2 separate regions of the Mus musculus genome follow, and region 2 is linked to region 1. The links are chromatin loops, found by intact Hi-C in ENCODE. Cell type or tissue: left cerebral cortex. All regions are shown on one strand. Each heading gives the region's core, and the rest is flanking DNA. Links, peaks and the distances in the headings are about the cores only. Region 1 holds the start of Ddah1 (dimethylarginine dimethylaminohydrolase 1). Region 2 has its middle 54 kb from the start of Gm17501.

The links. A loop is a pair of places that touch in the nucleus more often than their neighbours do. Peaks named below come from ENCODE experiments on the same cell type or tissue, not always from the same donor. Only the 100,000 strongest peaks of a DNase experiment are listed, where the experiment ranks them.
Region 2: a loop joins it to region 1, with 7 times the contacts of the local background. A loop is called at or near these places in 1 of 42 quality-filtered maps.

The regions. Positions count from the first base shown.
Region 1 is chr3:145,756,724-145,761,114 of GRCm38, forward strand. Ddah1 (dimethylarginine dimethylaminohydrolase 1) reads left to right here and starts at 1,969. Exons shown (of 6, transcript NM_026993.3): 1 at 1,969-2,441. The coding sequence starts at 2,139. In left cerebral cortex, for the core only: no CTCF peak of the experiment used is centred there; DNase peaks (open chromatin) are centred at 2,125, 2,993 and 3,275; H3K4me3 peaks cover 1,891 bases; H3K27ac peaks cover 1,260 bases.
Region 2 is chr3:145,701,577-145,705,967 of GRCm38, forward strand. No RefSeq gene overlaps it. Among named protein-coding and RNA genes, the nearest start is that of Gm17501, 54 kb to the left of the region's middle. In left cerebral cortex, for the core only: no CTCF peak of the experiment used is centred there; DNase peaks (open chromatin) are centred at 2,077, 2,633 and 3,941.

The sequences.
Region 1 (4,391 bases), core at 157-4,156:
GACCAAGGGGATTGAAGTTCAAACCGAAGAACTTCTTAAGCAGGATAGATCCTCAGACATGGAATATTTCTGGTCTTGTTAAACAGGGCTTAAAATATACAAGCAAAAGGTTGACGCGGATACTGGATGCCACAGCTGGGTTTCAAAACACTAGACAAAATAATCAAATGAGAGGGTTTCTAAGGTCACAGTCAAATCATATGTGTCTGTATAAATACATACGTATGCTTATAAATATATGTGGCTTACCCAAGACAAGAGCTTCTTATGTATCCTCTACTGAACTAGAACTCATTGTGTAGACCATGCTAGCCTCAAGCCTCCCTCTGCCTCAATCGGACTTGAGTTTTAGGTGCAAGCCACCACACCTCGTTCAATTATAATACTTGATTATGGAAATGACCTGTACGTTAGTAGTGTGCTGCACCCCGTGGGGGAGGAGACTATCGCCTTAGACTATTTCAGAATTTTGGAGGTGGTCTCCTTGAGAAGAGCACACCCCCTGGATTATTTAAACTTTGATATGTGAAAGAGGAAAAAGAACAGGCTTTGTATCACCATCAAAGAAAGGACGGATTCTTGAGCGGCAAAGAGGGAAGGTCGAGAAGTGACAGGAATTCCGAAAGGTGTGTTCCCACAGGAAGGGCGAGGCTGTAAGGAAGCTGGAATCTCCTTCCGAAGGTCAAGGAACTGAATTGTGACCGCGGGGGTGGGGGGTGGGGGGGGCAGAGTTCTATTGTGGGAACAAAATGCTAGCTCCTTGCTTCTAGCAGGCTCTGGAAATAAACACATTGGAATCACATTTTCTTCAGAACTGATTGCACTGAGAAAAGTATTCTAGGGTCAATCTTTGTTACCTGAGCTTTAGGGCAAAAGCTCTGGGCGTCCCCGGGGACTAAGCTCTAGCACCAGTCCTCAAAAGAAGCGTGTTGGTGAAGAGCAGATAAAGACTTCATCCACGTGGCTTCATTACGGGGTTCGGAGACTCCCAAGTCCATCTTTGGAGTCCTGATGAGAATGTTAGCGAGAGGAAGTGGGGGGTGGGGGGGCGAGGGTTTTGCCAATCCCACTGCCCTGGTGAGATACAGCTGGGTTCTTGCAGTCTTCGTTGTTTAAGGTAGTTGTGGGGACTGGATGAGGTGGTTGATCCTTCTCGGAATGGATGCTGTAAGCTCATCAGGGGTGAAATGTCGCCCAAGGTCTGTTGTGACCACAGGTTTATTAAAACAGTGACTTTGAAGTGTATCTTGGGAAGCCTGGAATAGGACATTGTTAAAGCCCACAGTACCATCCCTCACCCTATCTCTGTGCCTTCAGCCTCGAATGGGGATGAGATAGGGTAGGTATGTGTGCTGGTTTCTAGATAAACACTCCTTTATTGAATGACAAGCCTAGTGCAGTTAAAGAAAAACGGAGAAAACAAGAAGAGGCATTCTTCCCACTTTAAATTGCCTTGTGGGCTTGAAGTATCACTGTTCCTAGATACTTATTGTAACTGTGTGTCTGTCTTTTGGGTTACTTTCTCCTGGGTGGGAAGAAATGCATTCTTTATACTATACTGAGTTTCACGTGGGGCAGTTGGTCAATTTGGAGAAAGTCGAGGTAATTTGGGTGAAGACAGGCTGCCACGCTGAGAACCGAGGTTCCACGTGCTGGATAAAAAGAGAAGAAGAGAAAGGGAAAGTTTATCCATAAACAATCGCCCTTCACCTGGTCCCCTGACCGTGAAGTCTTCTCCAGCAGGTCCAGTTCAGCACTGCCTAATTTCCAGGTCCTCATGGGGACCATGTGAGGCGTGCACCTGCGGTGGGATACACACACCACGGAGGGAGTCATTGCTGATTAAGTCCCTGGCCTCCGCATCCCGATTGACCCAGGCCGGTCTGCGGCAGATGCGGAGAGCATAGGAATAGGCCCGCGGGCGCTGGGCCGGCGCCCGGAGCTCTGGGCATGCTCAGTGGCGCGGGCAGGGCTCCGGGCGCGAGCCGGGCTCCCGCAGCAGCACATTCATCGGCTGCCAAGAGGAGCCGCCGGGCGCTCGCAGGCTCGCAGGCTCGCAGGCTGGGCGCGCGCTGCTCTCGGGAGGACCGAGCCACCGACTCAAACCCAGCCACCGTCGCCTCCTCTCCGCGCGAACCATGGCCGGCCTCGGCCACCCCTCCGCCTTCGGCCGGGCCACCCACGCCGTGGTGCGGGCTCCGCCCGAGTCCCTGTGCCGCCACGCGCTGAGGCGCTCGCAGGGCGAGGAGGTGGATTTCGCTCGCGCCGAGCGCCAGCACGAGCTCTACGTGGGCGTGCTGGGCAGCAAGCTGGGGCTGCAGGTGGTGCAGCTGCCCGCCGACGAGAGCCTGCCCGACTGCGTGTTCGTGGAGGACGTGGCCGTCGTGTGCGAGGAGACGGCCCTCATCACCCGCCCCGGGGCGCCCAGCCGCAGGAAGGAGGTAACGGGCCAGCCCCCGGGCAGACGACGCGAGGGGCGCGGCCGAGGGGGGACGCTCGTGGAACTGACCCCGCGGGCTCAGTTCCCAACTTCCCACCGCCGGACTCCGGGCGGCGTGGCTGGGTGTGGGAAATCCGAGCCAGATAACTTCATTGTTCACACCTCCTCGCAGTCGGGGAGCCTTTGAGTCGATCTCAGTTGGAGTGTAGTGACGAGGACTTGGGCAGGTGGCTGGGCTGGAGACCCAGAGCGCCAGAGGTTCTATCTTGCAAATTACACAGCGCTGAGGACAATGCTACTCTTGTTTCCTTGCCAGTGAGGACAGAGAAGGGTCCTCCCGGAGGGCAGGTGGAGGCTTGGGGGGGGGGGGTCCCCAAGTCCTGCAGGGATTCCTTTGGGGGAGCTCCTGGCAGGGCGGACCAGGTGACACCAGGCAGAGACTATGCCCAGAGACCCAAGGAATTCAAGTTACTTTTCAGTGGTGGCGAGTGAGTCTTGAAGAACTGGCAAGCGAATGTGTTCAGCGTTTTGTTAGTGAGCTGTGTTTAAATGTGTTTGTGAATGGGCCGGGTTTGAAAAGCTGTGCTTGCTGCGGGGTGCTCCGTTTCATTAGCAATGGGAGGTTTTTTGGTTTTTGTTTTTGTTTTTTTAATAAGTTCTGTCATTTTAATCTCTCTCTCCCCTCTCTCTCTGCAATTAAGACTGCTTTTTGTTTTCTTCAAGGGGCCAACACATTATCGTATCTTGTAGAAATGGCTGTAACTGCTTTAAAAATAATGTAGGTTAGTGGGAGAGAGGCACAGACACACGAGTTTAGATTTTAAAATGCCATCTGGCCTGGGATTTTTCTGACTGCCAGAGAAGAGCCCAGCCTTAAGATTCTCCCACACTCTTGGCATCCAGCAGTGTGACACGATGCAGGTGGTTTTTTTCCTATCTGAGGGGTTTTCTTCCTTGTTTTTGTTTGTTTTGTTTGTTTTTTTTCACTTTTCTGTCGCATTGCAAGTAGTTCTTTGGGCTTATGATTTAAATATGCCTATTCCACCCTTGATCTGCTTGCCTGGTGAAATCCTAGAGATTGAGTATAATCAAAGTCTACCTATTTGCCATTTAGGTAGCTCTTCTCTCTACACTTCAAAAGTAGCAGGTATCATTCTCTTAGCCTGTCCACTTTCCCTTTCCAATTTGACCTATACAAATGGCTTCCACTCTATTTTAACCTAATATGAATGTAGCAATGGTGGATAGGTTGGGATGCTAAATAGATAAAATAGACGTCAAAACTCTCAAAATGGTACTCGTCTAACAAGACTTCCTTTCTTCTCTTGACCCTAATCGCCCTTATTTAGTCCATCTTACTTCAGGAAGGTTCATCTCTATGGAACACAAATAACATATTATTTGTGCAATTAACTTTCCAAGTTCGGATTTTCCAATATAAGAGCTAGCAGTGATCTTTCTCCTGGTGATATTTTGATATTTTAAATGTCAGAATTTGACTCCACTCTGTAGTCAGCTCAGTGGACCCGTACTTGCCAAAGGTCACGCAGAACTCTTGTTGTGTTTTCCTTCTCTGTGTAGGGCATTGAACTCAGGACCTTGCCAACAGTAGGTAAGCATTCTACCTCTGAGCTGTAGCTTCTGTTTCCCAGGGGGAGGGAAGGCAAGCCACCTCCATGCTTTGGGCTACATCTTGATCTGCTCAGTGGCACTGTCATGATCTCTCTATAAAGCACTTTTACTCCTGCACATATGGGTCTGTGTTGATAGGGTAAGGTAAGGCACCTCCTAGCTGGAGAGGAGATGACAGTCATGGTTGGGTAGGGTGCTCCTGGCAAACAGGGGTATGCAGGGTGATGCTCGCTAATATCTCTCACAGCGCGGTGTGCCACCTTCACAGGAATTGATGCCTGATGAATGGATAAATGGATACATGGATGTTTGAGATGAA
Region 2 (4,391 bases), core at 150-4,149, 55 kb before region 1:
AGGATGTGATAACATTACAAAATCAACCATAAGTAACTTAAATCAAATATTCAAAGCCCTGTCCCGACCAGTTGCGGATCTATTGACAGCTGGGAGAGGAAGAGTCACTTTTCTTTGTGGCTAAGGCCACTAGTCTGTTGCCCAGTCCCCAGTGGATGAACCCACACCCATACACATATAGGTAGCACTAGGTTAGTGACTCAAAATAATAATTACATAAAATTAAAAATATCCAAAGAAGGACATGAAGCAAGGAGGGATATGTGATAGGGGACGCGTCTTAGTCACTGTTCTATTGCTGTGAAGAGACACCATGACCAAGGCAACTTTTTTTCAAATAAAGCGTTTAACTAGGGACTTATCGTTTCAGAGGGTTGCTCCATTATCATCATGATGGGAAAAGGAAGGGCATGGTGCTGGAGCTGAGAGAGTCATATCCTGATCCGCAGGCAGGCAGCAGGCAAAGAAACACTGGGCTTAGAGACGGAGTGTGAAACTTCAAAGCACACACCAGAAGCACCGTTCTTCCAACAAGGCCACACCTCCTACAATGAGGCCACACCTCCTACAATGAGGCCACACCCCCTACAATGAGGCCATACCTCCTACAAGGCCACACCTCCTATAATGAGGCCATACTGCCTACAAAGCCACACCCCCTACAATGCGGCCACACCTCCTACGACGAGGCCACACCTCCTATTATAAGGCCACATCTTCTAATCCTCCTTAAACAATTTATCATGTATATCATGAAAATATACAAGCCTACGAAAGCCATCTTCATTCAAACCACCACAGGAGGGATCCAGGAAAAAGAGGAGAGTTGCGATAAACACGTCCAAGATACACATGTATTAAATTTTCAAATAATAAATAAAAGTATTACTTTAACAAGACAGAAACATAAGAAAACTAGAATCCTTTCAGCAGCATTTCCGCGTTTCCTGAGTCGTTTCAATTACACGTCCACATTTATGCCCTCTAACAACCTTCCCTTTCACTCCCTTATGTAGCTCTTTAGAGGGCCAGGGAGACCAGAGTTTCTCACACTCCAAGTTGTAACCTATCAATGGGCAGGGAAATAAAGTGCGTCACTGTAATCATCTGCATATTCTATTAAAAAGAAGTAATAAAATAGACTGGAAAATATCAAAACGCATCAAGAAGTAAGTAGGTAAGGGTAAATTTCACTTCATGAATTTTTGTCACCACATGTATTCACACACAGTCTGCCTTTGTACAGATATTTAAATAGTATCTGCATGTGCATCCGATTGCAGTGAATCTGCATGTGCATCTGATTGCAATGACTCGCCCTGGAATGCAGACAAAGGAATTTGAAAAATCCAAAAAGGAGAATATCTGAAGTCAGTGGCCACAGTATGCGATGATGCTGGGACTCTAGGTGAACCGCGTCTATTAAATCACTGTGTTGAGCTGTAACCAGCTTCAGGCTCTCACAGGAGTACAAATTCAAGTCAAATAGATCCCTTATACACAAAAAATGGGCACCTAGCTATAAATAAACCATTGGAAACCTTTAAATACAGTAATAGCTTTATGAGGTAGCTAGAAATATGACTTCCCTATTCCACAAATAACATTTGTGAATACCGTAGAATTCCAGCACAGAATATAACGGTATTTAACAGCTCACTCACTCATTTGCTGCAAAGGCCATTGTGGGGAAGGAAGAAAGAGAACTCATCTCTGGTTGTTACTCTCTGTAACAATTGCAGGTTATTTAGAGCTTGTCCTCTCCTCAGCCTGGGAGGATGAGAGTTGATTTGTTGGATGTACGTGCAATCTAGAAAGAAACCCTGGGCCTGCTTCCCATGCTTGCGAGGGGACAGTCTCATCCCTTTTAATGACTTCCTCCATCCCTCTCTGATCTGAACCAGTCTTGCTTAACTCCATAATACTGCTTTACCCATTCTTCACTGGGGACCATACAGGGTTCCAGGAAACTCTCGGGGCTAAAAACATTCCAGACATTCCTTAACACTGCCTTCCTCAAAAGGTCGGTTTCTTAGGCTCTTCAGAGAGAACGCTGCCCACACAGTTCACAGGGACCGACGGCCGGCCGCCACACAAGCCCTGCATTAGCAGACAGCCAAGGGTGGCCTCCTGTGCCTTGCTCTGAAAGGCTCCCTGTACTCAGTCCAGAGTCAGAGAGACTCAGTTTTACAGGGGAGCCGAGGACACTGGGGTCCTCAGTAAAGAGGAGCCATGAGGGAGGTCCGGTTCCCAGCAATACAGTGAAGCTACACACAGGGTGTGTGTCTTGGTACGGTGTGTGTTTTCTTTGGAAACAGGCACTTAAATGAAGTTTCCTTTAGCAAAATCTTGCCCCCAACAAGAGTCCTGAAAAGACTTTTAAAGAATTCAAGAAATACAAAATGTACAGTGGAATCCATACTAGCTGCCTTTCTTATAAAAAGAACTACATACAGAATTGATCGTTTTCCCCTCATCCAGTCTCAGCTTCTCCCTTCCTGCATCTTTTCTGCTCCCTTCCTCCTCACTGGCCGCCTGTGCTCTCGCTCTCTTTTTCCGACAGAAAAAGATTAGGCAGACTAGATTTCAAACATTCCAGGGCTGAAGGTTTTCAGCAAAGAGATAAGCCCCACTAAGTTTCCTTCAGAGTAGCCAGATGCCTCTCGCTCCTGGCTGATGATATTCTCTGCCAAGCTCAGGTTCACCGGCCTGGAGTATGTCCTCGCCGTTCCTCCAAACTCAGCACCGTTGCTTGGTTTCCACATTTATTCCACAAATAAATCCTATATTTAGATGTTTCTAAAATTATTTTTGCTTTATATATTTTTGTGCGTGCATCCATATGTGTGTGGGTGCTGGTGAAAGTGTACTGCTGTGCACATTTGGAGGTCAGAGGGCAACTTTGTAGAACCAAGTCTTTCCACTTTTATGATGCCAGGCCCCTGTTTGCATTCTTTGAGCTAAGGTTTTGCTACATGGTTGCTCTCGAAAGCAAGGCGACCCTCCAGTCTCCATGTTACAGGAAAAAACAGAATGTATCCCTCTGTCGACATATAAGGAATCGAGTTGAGCAGGTCAATCAGCTGGCCTGCCCACCTTTCTAATTCCAACTCAGAAAGATATAACTTTTCCTTGTCCTTTTCTGCCTCTTTTGGATGCAGGCCAGAGCCTAAATAGGATCCAAAGAGAGCAAGGAACCCTAGTGCCGGCCCTATGGTTCTCACTCCACAAAATAGGAACTCTTGATCAATTGTGCAGGCTGTGACAAGGCATTAGGAGCAGAGAGCTCTGATGGGTGTAGTCTCTCTCATCTGGCTCCATCCTTCCCCAGAGACTCATGAAACCCTGGGGTATCTGCATCAAGTGACTGACTATGGAGGAAATGTAACCCTAAGCCCAGGGGTGCATCCCTGAAAGAGGGGTGTGACTCAGGAGCTGAGCCATCACTACACACTCCAAATAGACAACAGCATGATTGTGCGTGGAAGTGGGGCAGTGGGAAGTAGGGGTGAGGCTGGGAGAAACTGCTCACTCCAGGACTCACCATACCCCCTTTGTGCCTCCCCTCTGTGGTGAGCCTGTGTTCTGGGTCCCTGAGAGGACATCTCCAAAATGATGACAGGAGAAAAAAAAATGTGTCAAAGATGACAGATAGAAAAATGACATGAAGGTAGGCAGCCACTTTCTGGACCCATTAAACCTTCTGACCTTGGGATCAATGGCAGAACGGTGAGTATGCTCTGTCTGAAACAGTGAGGCTCACCTAGCCGTTTCCTGTAAGAACACGTCACCTCTAAAGATCCCTGGTAGATTACTGGGGGATGAAAATGAGGCAGAGATAGCTACTACTTCACACTGACTTCTGGAAGAGTCACTACAGAGTGTTTACAAAGATCCCACAGATGGCTAAAATTAGCTCATTCTGCACAGAATTATCTGCTGGTGACTCAAGAGAGTGACACAGGCAGGGCTAAGCTGTGAGCTCACCAGGAAGCTCATTCCCTAAAATTATTCTCTGGCAGCCAACGACCCTAGTGCACACCAGCGGGTGCATGATGGGCTATAAATAGTGACCCGTTATGCCATCACCAAGGAGCTGTGTCTTCATTGCTATTTCCTGCAGACCTAAGAACCTTCTGACTGGTTCTCTATTGTCTCTGATACAGAGTAGGGTGTGGGTTGTGTGTGTGTGTGTGTGTGTGTGTGTGCGTGCGCACACACACGCTCACTTGCTCACACACTCACATGCACATGCACACACAAGTAGGTACACATGCATCTCAGAGCATCATTTTAGTTGTATAATATGATAAGATAATCAGAGAATGAGCTAAACAATATGCTTGGTATCACCTGACAACCCAATGACACTCACCACTGAGTTTTGGGTC